2 separate regions of the Homo sapiens genome follow, and region 1 is linked to region 2. Evidence: chromatin loops called from intact Hi-C (ENCODE). Cell type or tissue: sigmoid colon. All regions are shown on one strand. Each heading gives the region's core, and the rest is flanking DNA. Links, peaks and the distances in the headings are about the cores only. Region 1 overlaps BPIFA3 (BPI fold containing family A member 3). Region 2 holds the start of BPIFA2 (BPI fold containing family A member 2).

Evidence for each region. Hi-C counts contacts between places; a loop is a spot of excess contacts. Peaks named below come from ENCODE experiments on the same cell type or tissue, not always from the same donor. Only the 100,000 strongest peaks of a DNase experiment are listed, where the experiment ranks them.
Region 1: a loop joins it to region 2, with 4 times the contacts of the local background. A loop is called at or near these places in 3 of 110 quality-filtered maps.

The regions. Positions count from the first base shown.
Region 1 is chr20:33,220,320-33,228,654 of GRCh38, forward strand. BPIFA3 (BPI fold containing family A member 3) reads left to right here. Exons shown (of 7, transcript NM_178466.5): 2 at 3,492-3,642; 3 at 4,036-4,143; 4 at 4,779-4,928; 5 at 6,087-6,171; 6 at 6,611-6,674; 7 at 7,219-7,487. The coding sequence ends at 7,298. Among named protein-coding and RNA genes, the nearest start is that of BPIFA3, 7.1 kb to the left of the region's middle. RefSeq lists an enhancer at 3,437-4,636. In sigmoid colon, for the core only: no CTCF peak of the experiment used is centred there; no DNase peak of the experiment used is centred there.
Region 2 is chr20:33,165,049-33,173,383 of GRCh38, forward strand. It overlaps BPIFA2 (BPI fold containing family A member 2), which reads left to right and starts at 3,111. Exons shown (of 9, transcript NM_080574.4): 1 at 3,111-3,161; 2 at 4,083-4,254; 3 at 7,884-8,028. The coding sequence starts at 4,098. RefSeq lists enhancers at 1,249-1,750, 1,751-2,250. In sigmoid colon, for the core only: a CTCF peak has its summit at 4,369 (motif pointing right); no DNase peak of the experiment used is centred there; H3K27me3 peaks cover 632 bases.

The sequences.
Region 1 (8,335 bases), core at 110-8,109, 55 kb after region 2:
CCCGGGAGGCAGAGCTTGCAGTGAGTGGAGATCATGCCACTGCACTCCAGCCTGGGGGACAGAGCAAGACTCCATCTAAAAAAAAAAAATAAGGCTGGAAATTGGATTGGAGTTAAAATGAATTTGTTAATTTAAAGAGAGTTGATATTTTAGACTTCCCAATCATAAATTTAGTGTATCTTTCCATTTATTCAGATTTTACTATATATCCCATAAGAGAATTTTAAAGTCCTATCAATGTATTGAGCATGATTTATTAACATGATTCCCAGAGAATTTATAGTTTTCATTGCCATAGTAAATGCTACCTAATCTTCTATTATATTTTCTAGTTGGAATTGCAGGTACAGATGGAAGGAAAGCTGTTGACTTCTTCTGATATTCAAAAGCCTTGCTGACCTCTTATATTTTTATTGTTTTATTTATTCTGTAGGTTTTTCTATCTAGGGGATTATATTGTCCATAAGTAGTAATAGCTTTATCTTTTCTCTTCTAAGCCTGACACTTCCTGTGCCTTTTTCTTATCTTGCATTGTAGCCAGAGCCTTCTACAGGAATGGAAATTAATCCAGAATTCCCCTACAAGTAAATTTTCTGTGGGTTTTTGGAATATAGTGTTTATCACATTAAGCCTGTTCCTTATGCCCCTAGCTTTATGAATTTTTCTTACTCATAAGTCAGTATTGACCTTTAACAAATGTTTCTCTGCATCTAAAAGTTAATCACTTTTTTCCTCCAACCTACTAAATGATAAATTGTATTAATAGATTTTTCTGCTGTTGAACCTTCCTAACACTTTTAAAATGAAAGTTTTTATGATGTACTGTTAGATTTTTTTTTTTTTTTTTTCAAATGGAGTCTTGCTCTATCACCCAGGCTGGAGTACAGTGGCGGGATCTCAGCTCATTGAAACCTCCACCTCCCAGCCTGGGTTCAAATGATTCTCCTGCCTCAGCCTCCCGAGTAGCTGGGATTACAGGTGCCCCCACTACCACGACCTACTGATTTATGTATTTTTAGTAGAGACAGGGTTTCACCATGTTGGCCAGGCGGGTCTCAAACTCCAGACCTCAGGTGATCCGCCCGCCTTGGCCTCCCAAAGTGTTGGGATTACAGGCGTGAGCCACTGCGCCTGGCCAAGATTTCATTAGCTAATAATTTGTTTAGGATCTTAGCAAACTTTTCATACATAAAACTAATATGTAACTTTCTTTTCTTGGTACTGTCCTTGAGGCTAGGAAAGTTATACTAACCTCAGAGAATGAATTTAACGTCTTTCTGTTTTTAAATTTTCTTTCACATTTATCTCTTTATAAAAGTTTGATAAAACTCTGCATAAAATCTTCTAGATCAAAAGCTCTCAGAGAATGAGATCTTCAATCATCATTTTTATTTGTTAAGAAATTTCTTAATTTCTTTGGTTATGAATGTTTTCTATTTTTCCTCATTGAAACTTGGCATTTTGTGGTTGGCATAAATGTATCCTTTTCATTTAGGTTATTGAATATATTGGCGTATAATTCTGAACCCAGGTAACCTCATTTATACAATAAGTGCAGTTAGAATGTTAGTTCACGAAGCTGCTTTTCAAACTTAAATGCTGGAAAGTATGTGAAAAGTTCTTTGACTATGCATATGTTTATTGCTATGACCAGTAGCAGCTTCTCTGCAGTAACCCAGAGTTCTCAGTGTAGGGCCTGATCTCAGGTAGGGTCAAGGCAGTGAAACTATATTATCAGTTAGAGTACTTAGCTGCAGGCAACAGAAAACCCAACTCAACCTGGCTTACACAATAAAAAAAGTTGTCATTTTACATAACTGAAAGTCAGAGATAGGACAAGCTCCAGGTTTGGTTCAGTCATGAGTTCAAAGTTTGCCTCCAGACTAGATTTTGTCTATTTCTCAGCTCTGCTATCATCATGGTTTTATCCTCATGCTGGTTCCCATTGTGGTAGGAAAATGGTGGCCCATGGCCATTGGCGCTATAGGCTGTCTTGCTTCTTTCCGATAGGAGAAACAGAAAGGAATTTTCCCCTCTTGTTTGGTCTGATAGAGCCAACTGGGTCATGTGCCAACTTTGAACCCAAAAGAGTCAGTGAGGGTGAGGCACACCTGATGGTTCAGATAATCAACAGCCTCATCTAGACCAGGAATTTAAGGGAGTACTTGAATAAAATCAGGGTTCAGATGAGGAAAATAGAATGAATAAATGGATAAATGGATGGATAGATGGACAGATGGATGGATGGATGGATGGATGGATGGATGGATGGATGGATGGATGGATGAGTGGATGGATGGATGGATGAGCGGATGAATGGATGGATGGATGGATGGATGGATGGATGGATGAGTGGATGGATGGATGGATGAGCGGATGAATGGATGGATGGATAGATGAATATTAGACTGGCAACCACTGGTGTCTGCTGCTCACAAATTCCCAAGCACCACTATAATCATGAACCAAGAACTACTAAGAGTTCTGGGCATACCTATAGGTTCACTCTATCCTTGAAACTATTTGTTTAATATATTTCTCTCCTAGTAGACATAAAACTGGTTTGTACCCTCAGTGACCAGCTTGGGGCCTGACACCCAGTAGATGCTCAATAAATATTTGTTGGATGAATGAATGAATGGTCTTAATATTCCTCACAAGAACCCTGTGAGGTACTGCCCCTGTTATACAGATGAAGAAGCCAAGACCCAGGGAGATGATAGAGCCAGGATTTGAATCAAGATCTGCTACTCCAGACACATTCTTGTTTGTAAGCGACAGAAACAAACATTGCTGAAACAAACAACTCCAAGGTGCTGTCTTGGAGGAGGGGGATGGGGTATGACAAAGGTTTCTGCTGCTCTGGAGTAACCCAGAGTTCTCAGTGTGGGAACTGATCTCAGGGCAGGTCAAACCAGTGAAATAATGTGCCCTGTGGTACACTACGAGGTTCATCAGAGCTGGGTCCTCATCCCAGGCAGGAGGGTCTAGAGACAAAATAGAAAGGACTTAAGCATCTCCATAGCTTTAAAAATTCCTTCCTTTGGGAGATTTATTCCTTTCTGGTGGAAGCTCCACTGGGTCCTGCAATTTATTCTAGACATGGTGTGGAGCAATTTACATCTATTCTTTCCAGGCTTACCCATCTAATTTTCTCTTCAACCAACATTGACTCTGATCTACATCCTGTATGTTAGCTCCGTGCTCCAGACTGAAATACAGTGTTGGGTGAACTTTCAACCAGAATACCCCACTTTGAGCAGCTGTTGCCTGCCACACCCTCTGCAGGTGTTTTTCTTTATTTCTCACATCAATCTTGCAAAGCATAATTTCATAGATGAAGAAGGTAGATCTCCATGGGGAGGTGGTGACATGCACCACTCACTAAGCAATCAGATCTTGCACCAGCCTGCAACCCAGGCCTCCGAATCCCAAGCCCCCCACCTTTTCCGTGACACTGTGCAAAGTCAGTGGTCCTTGTGCATTTCCAGTTATTGCTCAGGGCCTCATAAAGCACAACGCAGAAAGCCGAATTCAGAACATCCACTTTGGGGACAGACTGAATGCCTCAGCACAAGTGGCCCCAGGGCTGGTGGGCTGGCTAATCAGCGGCAGGAAACACCAGCAGCAGCAAGAGAGCAGGTGAGACCCTGAGTTCTATCCGTGGCCCTGGAACTCTTTATAGAGCTCTAGATCGAAGGGTAGAGCTGATGGGGGGCTGGGGAGGTGCAAGGCCTGTGAAGAGGGAAGGTAGGAAGATTGAAAGAAGAGAAGGTGGAAGGCCCACACAAGGAACAGTGGGGGCCCAGCTGCACAAATCAAAACTGTGTGGCACTGTTAGGGCCACTCTGGGGCAGCTTGCAGTCCAGGGCTCCCGCACCTGACTCTTGCCCTCAGAGCATCTGTAAAAGAATCACAGTCCAAATCCCATTGCCAGGCCCTCTTTATAGTCGGACAGCCTTGTTTCTCAGCAGGAAGCCTTACCTGTTCTGAAGTCCCTCACCCTTGTGGGGCCTCTGCTCTTTCCTTGTGCAGCATCAACATCACCAACATTCAGCTGGACTGTGGTGGGATCCAGATATCATTCCATAAGGAGTGGTTCTCGGCAAATATCTCACTTGAATTTGACCTTGAATTGAGACCGTGAGTCATACAGAAGCAGAATCTGAGAGGTGCTGGCCCTCCTCGCAGGGAACCTGGGAAATTCAGATCTTTCTGATCCCAACCTAAATTCAAATCCTGGCTTCCAAAGCCACTTGCTGTGTGACCTTGGGCAAGTCACTTCACCTCTCTGAGCCTTGGTTTCTTCACCTGAAATATGATGACAATCATTAGTCAGTGGAAGGAAGTCATTTGCTCATTCAAACCTATGAGAGTTCACAACAACTGGGCTTGATTAAAGAGAGAAAGGGAGAACTGCTGTAATCATCTCATCGCCCCTGCTCACCATCCTCCTGTTCAAACTATCCTTTGACATCCACTGCCCCCAAGAAAGGGAGGATGCAGCTAAATGGGAAAGATTTTTGAAACAGAGATTAACTCTCAACGTTTGAATTTCCAAAGGCCTATTTAAGGGGTTTTCAGAGTCACTCTGGCTACAGCTGTTTTCTCTTTAATCACTGACTTCAGGATTTAACTGGGCCTAGTTTGTTGAAAGGACTCAGAGTGCCAGGGGAAGCCCTAACGGTGGACAGTGCCCGTCTTTGCCAATACGGAGATTTCTACTCTTTCTCTACCTCCTCCCCTTGCCCTTCCTCCTCTTCCTCTCTCATCTGCAGGTCCTTCGATAACAACATCGTAAAGATGTGTGCACATATGAGCATCGTTGTGGAGTTCTGGCTGGAGAAAGACGAGTTTGGCCGGAGGGATCTGGTGATAGGCAAATGCGATGCAGAGCCCAGCAGTGTCCATGTGGCCATCCTCACTGAGTAAGACCCCAGCTGCCCCTCCCCAGAGCTGGGCCTCCTTCCTGATGAGCCCCAGCTGCAGGGTCACTTCCTGACCGTCTCCTAAATTAGTCCAAAGCAGATCTCATCCTTCCCCCGGGATCTGCTCCTCCTCCCATGTTCCCATCCGTGATGACCCTACCACCCTCCCAGAAGCCAGACTCTTCTCCCTCCTCACTCCTCAAGCCCATCATCACAAGTTCCCATCAATGACTTGCTAGTAGCCCTCAGCTTCTCTCTTTTATCTCCATCTCCTACTCCACTACCTGGAGCACTACAGGAAACTCACCTGGCTTTCCCTGGCCCGGATCTCCCCTCCTACACTCCATTCCTCATCCTGCAGCAGAAATAACTTTCTAACACAGAAATCTGGCCATGCCCAAGCCCCTGCTCCAAAGCCTCCAGTGGTTCCCAGTGCCCTCTGGGTAAACAGCAACTCCCAAATTTCACTCAAGGCCCTGCTTGTCCTCTCCCCTGCCAACTTTTCAGCCCTTTGTCCTCCACCACACACCGTACATTTTCACACCACTGTGCCTTTGCACATGCTGATCTTCTTGCCTGGAATGCCCGTCCCATCTTCTATGAAGCTCCTCCTTATCACTCATTCATTCATATATTTCCCAAAAACCTACTGTATGCCAGCACCACACCTGATGCTAGGGATACAGTGGTGAACAAGACACAAAATACAGCTTTAATAAAGCTCCATAGACTGGCTGACCAAGTCTTTCAATTTCAACTGACTGTAAGTCCCTTGAAGGCAAGACTTGTGCCTGATTTATCTCTGTAATTCCGGAATGCTGAAAGCAATGAAGACCTCAGTGGATGTCTGTTCATTTATTCATCAGATATTCATTGAGTACCTAGATTGTACCAGACATTCATGGGAGGACGGTGTAAGGGAAAGACTCTGGAATCTGGTGCTCTATTGCCATGTTTCTAATATAACCAGCACTTATTAGCTGTGTGACCTTGGGCAAGGTCTGAGCTACCCCTTTGATGATCACTGACAATGATACTTCTGGCATGGGGCTGAGTGAGGACTAAAAGACTGTGGAAAGTATACTCAACACATACCTCCTGGCTTTAATATTGCCTGGATTGCTCTGTTCTGTTCTGTGCCTCTACCTTTCTTTCTAGGGCTATCCCACCAAAGATGAATCAGTTTCTCTACAACCTCAAAGAGAATCTGCAAAAAGTTCTCCCACACATGGTAGAAAGTCAGGTAAGTTTAGAAAAAACTTTGCATCTTGAGCATCCTTGAGTCCGAGGGTTAGGGCATATATCCACTGGCAATTTAGCAAAGGATTTCAAACATTGGATTTTAGAGCTTGAAAAATCTCAATTTAAAATTTCAGTTTGGCCATGAGTTTTGCCAGCCTATCCTTGAGCAAGAGACTTTGCCTCCCTGAGCCTCAGTGTTCCCACCTGTAGCATGGGATCCACCATAGTCTCTATCTTATATGATGAGGATTTGTGGAGACAAAGCGTCGAAGTGTTGTGCATGACACTGAGCAGGTAGTTGGCGCTCACTACAAGGGAGCTGCTCTGGCCACGATTCCTACTGGAAAAAATCCCATGGAGTTGAAGTTTCCTGCCACAGTCACTTCAGTTTTCCTTTTCCAGCCCCTGGCCTGATCCTTCTCTCTGTGCTGATGGTCCAGGTATGTCCTCTGATCGGTGAAATCCTCGGGCAGCTGGATGTGAAACTGTTGAAAAGCCTCATAGGTGAGTGTCTGGTCCATCCAGTGAGGACTTCTTAGGACTGGCAAGTGGCTGAAAGAGGTACCCCCGGCCCTGGAGCCCCCAGGGAGGCCTGCTAAGGGGCGTCTGCATGTGCCGTGAGAACACTTTAGAGGTGACCATATTATGATGACCACACTGTCCCCCAAGAGAGCTGGGACAGCAGAACGTACCCCTACCAAGCAGGCTGTGCCCTGCCAAGTCACTGAAGTCATCAGGTTACCAGAGATTCGAGCTGCTTCCAAGATCTCCACCCAATCCAGTAGGGAACACTGGCCCCATCCCAAACCTGAGACCATCTCTACTCCAGTTACAGATAAACAGTTATAGTCCCTGCCCATATAGAGCTCACAGACTAGTGAAGTGAAGACACCAAGAAGCAAACAATTCAGCATCATTTGGGGAGGGTTTTCACGTGAACGCTCCCGGCACCTGCCTTTGGTCACCATGGATGGATGAGGGTTTCCCTTCGGTGTGGGAGTTGGGAGGTGGGCACACTGGTGACAGACGCTACCTCTTCTCCTTACAGAACAGGAGGCTGCTCATGAACCAACCCACCATGAAACCAGCCAACCCTCTGCATGCCAGGCTGGAGAGTCCCCCAGCTGACTTCTGCTGATCAGAAGGAAAGTCCACATCTTGCAACCTTAAGTCTCCCTTAGAGTGGGGCTTCTGCTACCCTAAAAACTTTACCCCAGGCTCTGTGGACATACCATCCTCTCCTACAATAAACTCTAGCTCTGAAGGGTGCACAGGTCCCTCCCACCTGGGCCCTGGGGTTTAGGTCTAGAAGTCAGACCTGATGAAGTATCCTCCTGAGAACAAATATCCCTATGGTTGCTCATCAGCCCAGAAATACCAGGACAAAAAAAAAAAAAAATGCAGGGAGGGGCCTGTTGAGATTTCTCATTCTTTCATTCTTTCATTCCATATTTATTGGGCACCTAATATGTGTCAAGAATACTCCTGGGCTCCAAGAGGGTGTAGAGAAAGGGTGAGAGAGTGGAAAAGTGAAACCATGGGCACAAACACATCTGAGCTCACCTTCAATTCAGCTCAACTGGCAGTTCCATGAGGGTGTAGGTGCCATGCAGCATGGTGACGCATGAATCCCAGCCCCAGCATACAGCTGGCACAGAGTGAGTGCTCAGTAAATATCTGTGGCTCAATGAGTGGATGGATTCTAGTCTTAGGATCCACTAGCTGCATTTGAGACAAAGCTTGTTATCTTTCGGTCTTCATCATTTGCAAAATGGAATAGAAATCTTGCAAGATGTGGAGCAACAGAAGCCATCCCATGCTGCTGGTGGGAGATAAATTCTACCACCACTTTATAAAGCATCTCCTAGAGTTAAACATGGGCTTACTTTACAACTCAGCAATTCCACTACCTAGTGTATTCTCAACAAAAATACATGCACGTGTGGAGCAAAAGGCAAGGAAGCTCATAGCAGCAATGTTCGTCATAACCCCAAACTCAACATCCTCCCATGCCCATCAAAAGAATGAATAAATAGAATGGGCAGATATCTTGTGGGATGGGCACCCACTGGAATCTCTATAGTGATGGAAATGACCTACAATTGCACACAGCACGTGGATGAATCTCATAAACAGAATGTTACATGAAAGAAGCCATACACAAA
Region 2 (8,335 bases), core at 139-8,138:
TGAAAGAATAAACTGTGTCACCAGAAGAAAACCCGGCAAAGTCAAAATTACCAAAAGTTGAATTAAAGGTCTTCAGACTGTAACATTGTGACAACTTTATTAATTGCTCTATTTAGCAGTCACAGGAAGGACAGTAACGTGTGAACAGGTTTTGTTGCTTTGATCTTTCTTATTTGCCCAGAATTCCTGAGTAGGCAGTTCAAGTGTGAGAAACCAGGACCTACTAGAAATTGGATGGATGATTCGTACTTGACTGATTTCACAGGCAAAATGGTGACAAGCCTTTCAGCAATTTTACTAGCAAAATAAGGCAATTATCTTTGATGGGTGCAATGGGAGTGCACACCTGTGTGTTTGTTATCTGGAGAAGGGGTGGGGGCTGCTTCTGTCCACAGGAGAAGGAAGGTCAGTGGGCAGTCTGGTCAGCTGAGCACCCCCCAGCCTGGCTGGCCCCTCATGCAACCCCAGCCCTGTCACTCGCTTTCTCTGGTCTCAGTAGGCTGCATGACCTCTTAGGCTGTTTCTAGCCAGGGCACTGAGCCAGGTATGGAAAAAGATACCAGCTTGGAGGTTAAGGCTGGGCCAGTGGGATCAGGAAGCTGCCCCAGCTGGGGATTAGCAGTCACGCAGCAGGTAGGATGTCCTAGTCTTGGCACAGCTAATCTTTAATGCCTCACTGGGAATTTTCAATAAGAAATTCATCTCGCGACCCTCATGGCTGGGGCCTTTGTCCCTAAGAGGCAAACATCTTCTATGTGAGAAGACTTTGTGTAACCTGGAGAGGGAAGAAGAGGAGGAGGAGGAGCACACAGGAGGAGTTGTCACTGTTTCTTTTTCCGGAATGACTCAGACCAGCCAGCCTGAACCTCGGGTGACCTCTGAGGATCCCAACCTCCCCACCCACCAAGGACCCTATATTATATATTATATAATATTAATCTTATGACAGATGCTCCTCATTTTATTTTATTTTTGTTTGTTTGTTTGAGACGGAGTTTCGCTCTTTTGCCCAGGCTATAGTGAAGTGGCACAATCTTGGCTCACTGCAACATCCACCCCCTGGGTTCAAGTAATTCTTCTGCTTCAGCCTCCAGAGTAGCTGGGATTACAGATGCCTGCCCCCACACCCGGCTAGATTTTGTATTTTTAGTAGAGACAGGGTTTCACCATGTTGGCCAGGCTGGTCTCGAACTCCTGACCTCAGGTGATCTGCCCGCCTCGGCCTCCCAAAGTGCTGGGATTACAGGTGTGAACCACCATGCCTGGCCAGATGGTCCTCATTTTATAATGGGTTGTGTCCCAGTAAACCCATAGTAAAGTTGAAATATTGAAGTCAAACCATCGTAAGCCGGGACCATATGCGCACATATTCATCAGCATCTTCTTCGCCATCTTTGCTGTTGCCGTGCATCATGGGCCTACCCTATGCTAAGCCTTCATGGGTATTACACTAATTTGACCTCACAGCATGCCCTTGAGGTGAGCACTGTTCTTAGTCCCATTTCACAGATAAAGAGCCTGAGGCTCAGCAAGGTGCGGTCTCTGGCCCAGGTCACATGGCCAGCAACCAGCAGAGAGAGAGTATTCATGCCCAGGACAGCCCAAGCCCAGTGCCAGGCTCTGAGCACTGCCCTCAAAGCCCCTCACCATCGTTTTGATTTCCTAGGTCCTTGCCTGTCCACCATGCCTCTGAGATCCAGGAACAGCGTGTTTACCCATTTTACAGATGAGGCAACTGAGGCCTGGGCCAACACCAGGTCTCGAGGTCACTGCATCATGCTCAGCACCCTGGGCTATGTTCCTGGGCTGGGACAAACTGCCTTCACAAGATTTCAGCACAGCCCTTGGCTCTGTGCTTCACAACTGGGGGAAGAGCGGGGCTCAGACGTTTGGAGAACCCGGTGTCAGGCAGCCAGGGAAGGAGGTGTGACAACCATTCAAGACCACAGGCAAGACTGCAGCAGGGGTCTAATGGTCTGGGCTCTTGGGGCCTGGCCATCACCTTCCTGCAGCCGCCCAGCTCTGTGCTGTAACAGTGGAGCCATGGTCAGTGTAGGAACAGCCAGCTCCTGGAGCCACTGGTCTTGTCCCACCGTTTGCTTGGTTGCATCATTTTGAGGACAGGCCCCCCAGGTCCTTGCTGAATTGCAGGTGGGTGAGCAGAAGGGCAGAGACCTATGGTGACCCTGAGCTCTGTGCCAGTCCTTCCCAGCCTGAGGCCAAGTGGGCACCCACCCGAGTTTCCTGTGCTGTTCCGGGTTGACACAGGCCCAATGCAGCAGGCGTTACAACCAACCCAAACATCAGTGGCCGAAGCAAAAACAGGATACTCAGGCCCAGGGACTCTCCCTCTCTGCTAACTGACCTCAGCCTGATATGGGTGGAAGGGTCTTCCCTGGTGGCCCAAATGCCTGGTTCCTGTCCTTGCAAGTATGGACAAGCCACCTCCCTCTCTGAACTTCAGCTTTCTCAACTGGAAAATGGAGCTCTGAAAACCTGCCTTACAGAGTTTTCATAAAGACTAACAGAAAAGTGCATCTAAAGTGCCCTTTAGGGACACCAAGCCCAGTGTCAGCACAAGCAGCTGCCAGGCATCTGCTGCACCTGCCGGGTGCAGACCCCTGGGGGCAGGACCCCTGGGAGGCTGTCTGACTCCTTGTGGGCCACAATTCTAGACCCATCTCGGTCCCTGTCTTGCTGAATGACCCCAGGCTGGTGGCTTCCCCTCTCTGAGCCTCAGTTTCCAAATGATGACGGAGTTAGACCGGATGGTCATTATGGGTCCTCCTGCCAGGACATTCTCCAATTCATTCATTCTCAGTCTTCTCCCAGTCCTCACCCACAAGGACCAAGGACCACCCCCTCGGTAGCTGCAGGCTCCATGAGGACCTGGTCTTAGTCTTGGCGGAAAGCCCTCTCCATAGCCATCCGTTTCAATTCAAGCATCCTGGGTGACCTTTGAGTTGGAAATCTCTCTCTCTGCTCATCCTGGAGAGGGGTTATTTTCCTTGGAGTGTCCTTGGATGATCCCAGAACCAAGGCTTGCTTCTGTGGGCAGCCTTCCATCCCATCTCCACCATATAATAGCCGCCACCATTCAGCAGAATCCCAGCAGACTGTGCAGTGGGGCAAGGATTTCATGAGCATCCTCCTCTAAACGCGTGAGTGGCGTGCTCCCCCCAGTGGCACCACACGTGGTGGTCTTTGGAAGGCTTTGGGGGCAAGAGGCAGAGGGGTGGGATTGCTTGGGTTAGCTAATATTTTGAATACAGCAGAGATAATCAATATATCTCTAAATGTGCTCTAAATGGCAAGTTCGTGATGAGTACTCACTAAAGATTCCATTTCCCTCTGGGCAATTCTTACTCCTGTTCTTCCCATGACTGTCCAGGTGTCAAGACAAATGGCAAATCAGAGTAAATTTAGAGATCTATAGATTATATTAAAATAAGTGTCAAACTAATGAACAATGCAGGGTCATGAGGTGGTCTCCATTGATTTGTTCATACTTATATTCAACAAAGATTTATTCGTTTACTGTACTGTACTAGGTGCAGGCTTTTTACTGGCGCCTGAGGATTCGACAGTGAAATAAGTCACAGTCCTTCCTCTAAGGAGTTCACAGCCTGGTAGGAAAGGTGGTCAAATCATCAGGGAAGTGTTATCCAAGACCTTGATCAGGATAATGAAGGCAGCAAGGTGGGACTCCTCCAACCTAGAATCTGGGAAGGGGCCTACAGTAGGCTTCACAGAGGGCATGATGTAGGAATTGACCTAAGTGGAAAAGTAAAGAAGAAGAAAAATATTTTAGGCAGAGAAGACAGCGTATGAAAAGGAACTTTGTGTCAAGAGTATGGGCTTGGAGTCAAGTCTGACTTTTCAAATCCCAGCTCCTCTGCTCACTGACTGTGTGTCTCCGGGCAAGTTGCTGTAGCTTTCTGACCTTGGCTGCCCATTTGTAAAATAGGAAATAACCACATCTATCTTAATGGAATGCTAAATGTTAAGAGTGATGGGAACTCACTGAAGAGTCCATTTCCCTCTGGGCAATTCTCACTCCTGTTCTTCCCATGACTGTCCAGGTGTCAAGACAAAAGATGCTTCAGCTTTGGAAACTTGTTCTCCTGTGCGGCGTGCTCACTGGGACCTCAGAGTCTCTTCTTGACAATCTTGGCAATGACCTAAGCAATGTCGTGGATAAGCTGGAACCTGTTCTTCACGAGGGACTTGAGACAGTTGACAATACTCTTAAAGGTAAATCAACAAGGGTGATGAACAGTGTCACCTAAATTAGCCTCCTAAACACTATGCCTGCATTACCAGAGGCTGCCACCAGGGGCTACTCTTTATGGGCGGTTTACTGAGAAAAGTGGCTATTCAATTCCTGACTCATTCGTTTATCTTTCTAGAAACAAGCAATGCCACAATGAATAGCCTTTTACATATTATATCCTGATAAACGTGCATAAGATAAATTCCTACAAGTGGGATTTCAAAAGTTCAAAAACTATGCTGTTGACAAATAATCTCCTATGTTAACACTTTCTCCAACAGTCTACGAAAGTGCCTTTTTTCCCACTCCTTTTCCAGCACTGGGTATGGACAACTTTAAATATTCTGCCTGTCTCACAGATGAAAAGCTATAACTTATTTCACTTTGCATTCCTCTAATTATGAAGGAGCCCTCTTCTTTTTTCATATATTTACTATGTACTTACATATTTTAACTTGAGGATTTTGTCTATATTCTTAGCATATTTTTCTTTTGGGTTGTTTAATATTCTTTTATGGACTTGTGTTAATTCAGTGAAAATTAAGGAAATTATCCCTACCTAGCCTTGGTATCTGTAAAGCTACCTACCTTTATATTTATTTATACCTCCTTTTTATGCTAACCTATTAAAATAACTTGGCTTTCTTTTTGTTTTATGGAAACATTAGCAGCACATCAAAAACAGTTTTTGTAGGAGGAGGTAACTTCTGCAAATGGCTGCCTTTCAAACCTTGTCAAGGGCTTAGGTAACTTTCAAAGATGCAGAAAGGACTCACACTCTAATTTCACAGCTGAGAAAACTGAGGCCCAGAGACAGAAATGTCTAAACCAAAGTCACCTCGTGAATTATACGATTAGACGTAGTTATATCACCAATTTTATTTAAAGTGTCATTCTCTGAATCATTATAACTAGGTAGATATTGTCCATTACAGAGCCAAGTTACAATATTATGATTACATCTCTTTTCTTATACGGTATAGTCTTTTGTTTTTCCTTAAGTTAGTAATTGCCCTGTTGTTTCTCACTTGAATTATTTTCTTCTCATATATACTTAATTATTTTCATGAGCATCATCCTGTATCTATCATGACATTTATTATTTTTTGAGACAAGGTCTCACTCTGTCACCCAAGCTAGAGTACACTGCCAGCCTCAACCTCCTGGGCTCAACTGATCCTCTCACCTCAGCCTCCCCAGTAGCCGGGACTACAGGTGCACACCACCACACCTGGCTAAGTTTTACATTTTTTGTAGCGGTGGAGTCTCACCATTTTGCCCAGGCTGGTCTCGAACTCCCGGCCTCAAGTGATCCTCCTGCCTTGGCCTCCCGAAGTACTGGGATTACAGGCGTGAGCCACCACACCCAGTCACGACATTTATTCCCATCCCCCTGTTCTCCAGAGACCTATCATAAAGACACTTTGTCCTCCTCCTCCTATAAGAATTATTGCTTTCTTTTGGTGCAACTGCTTTTGGTGTCATGAAGTCTTTGCCCGTGCCTATGTCCTGAATGGTATTGCCCAGGTTTTTTATGGTTTTGGGTTTTACATTTAAGTATTTAAACCATCTTGAGTTAAGTTTTTAATAAGGTGTAAGGAAGGGATCCAGTTCCAGTTTTCTGCATACATCTAGCCAGTTTTCCCAGCACCATTTATTAAATACAGAATCCTTTCCCCACTGCTTGTTTTTGTCAGGTTTGTTGAAGATCAGATGGTTGTAGACATGTGGTGTTATTTCTGAAGTTTCTGTTCTGTTCCATTGGTCTATATGTCTGTTTTGGTACCAGTACCATGCTGTTTTGCTTACTGTATCCTTGTAGTATAGTTTGAAGCCAGGTAGCATGATGTCTCCAGCTTTGTTCTTTTTGCTTAGGATTGTCTTGCTATATGTGCTCTTTTTTTGGTTCCATATGAAATTTAAAGTAGTTTTTTTTTCTAATTCTGTGAAGAAAGTCAATGGTAGTTTGATGGGAATAGCAGTGAATCTATAAATTACTTTGGGCAGTATGGCCATTTTCATGATATTGTTTCTTCCTATCCGTGAGCATGGAAAATTAACAAATGGGATCTAATTAAACTGAAAAGCTTCTGCACAGCAAAAGAAACTGGCATTAGAGTGAACAGGCAACCTACAGAAGGGGAGATCATTTTTGCAATCTATCTATCTGACAAAGGTCTAATATCCGGAATCTACAAGGAACTTAAACAAATTTACAAGAAAAAAACAAACAACCCTATCAGAAAGTGTGCAAAGGATATGAACAGACACTTCTCAAAAGAAGACATTTATGTGGCCAACAAACATATGAAAAAAAGCTCATCATCACTGATCATTAGAGAAATGCAAATCAAAACCACAATGAGATACCATCTCACACCAGTAAGAATGGCAATTATTAAAAAGTCAGGAAACAATAGATGTTGGCAAGGCTGTAGAGAAATAGGAACACTTTTGCCCTGTTGGTGGGACTGTAAATTAGTTCAACCATTGAGGAAGACAGTGTGGTGATTCCTCAAGGATCTAGAACCAGAAATACCATTTGACCCAGCAATCCCATTACTGGGTATATCCCCAGAGGAATATAAAACATTCTACTATAAAGACACATGTACACATATGTTTATTGCAGCACTATTTACAATAGCAAAGACATGGAACCAACCCAAATGCCCATCAATGATAGACTGGATAAAGAAAATGTGGTACATATACACCATGGAATACTATGCAGCCATAAAAAAGAATGAGATCATGTCCTCTGCAGGGACATGGATGAAGCCAGAAGCCATCATCCTCAGCAAACTAACACAGGAACAGAAAACCAAACACTGCATGTTCTCATTCATGAATGGGAGTTTAATGATGAGAACACATGGATGCAGGGAGGGGAACAACACACACTGGGGCCATTTGGGGGCTTGGGGGCAAGGTGGGGGAGAGAATTAGGACAAATACCTAATGCAGGTGGGGCTTAAAACCTAGATGACGGGTTGATAGGTGCGGCAAACTACCATGGCACATGTATACCTATGTAACAAACCTGCACATTCTGCACATGTATCCCGGAACTTAAAGTTAAAAAAAAAAAATTATTATTATTGCTCTGTGGACCTGCTGGAAAGCTGTCATTCTGGGACTCTCGTTTTCCAGTTTCATGGATTGGAGCCATTTTTTCTCCTGGATTCTAGATTTTTCATTTCTTGAGTGTATTCTCTCATTCTTTCTAGTTTTTCAAACTCACGTGAGCATCTCACTTAGCACAATGGACCCCTAAGTCACTCCTAGACACTGGTGTACAATCAATAGCAATTGCCTGGCCAACTGGTTGATTGCACTGTTGATAAATAATCAGTATATATTATTAATAGTACGGAGGCAGTATGGAGGAAACAAGAGTTCCCTGGCTGTGTGGCTAGACACGTTTCTTAACCATCTAGAGCCTTTATTTCCTTAGCTATAAAAAAGCAGACAGTGACAATATCTACTTCACTGAGTTGTTATAAAGATTAAATGAAATAACATAGGCAAACAGTCTTACCCGGTACCTGGAGCATCGTAGCTACTTCGTAAGTGGTGCGTGACACAAAATGGCGATTGTTTTTGGCAGGCATCCTTGAGAAACTGAAGGTCGACCTAGGAGTGCTTCAGAAATCCAGTGCTTGGCAACTGGCCAAGCAGAAGGCCCAGGAAGCTGAGAAATTGCTGAACAATGTCATTTCTAAGCTGCTTCCAACTAACACGGACATTTTTGGGTGAGTTGGTCCTTCAGGGTGGAGATCTTTGCTCTAAGGAAAGGGAAAACATATCTTTGAGGAGGTAAGTTTAAGATGAAAGACAGATGGACAAGCCTCATTCCCCTCCCACAGAGCCAAGGTGGTCTGAGCAAGGCCAGACCCACCAGAGCTTGAGTAAATTAGAGGCAGGGCTACAGAGTCAATCCGGGCATCTTATGGGTTCGGGCTTCCGCTTTCTTTAATTTCAGGGTCAGGGTGAAGGTTATATTTATCCTTACCTCTACCCATTTGCTGGTACACAAAGTCCCTTTCCAAGGAATAAAAC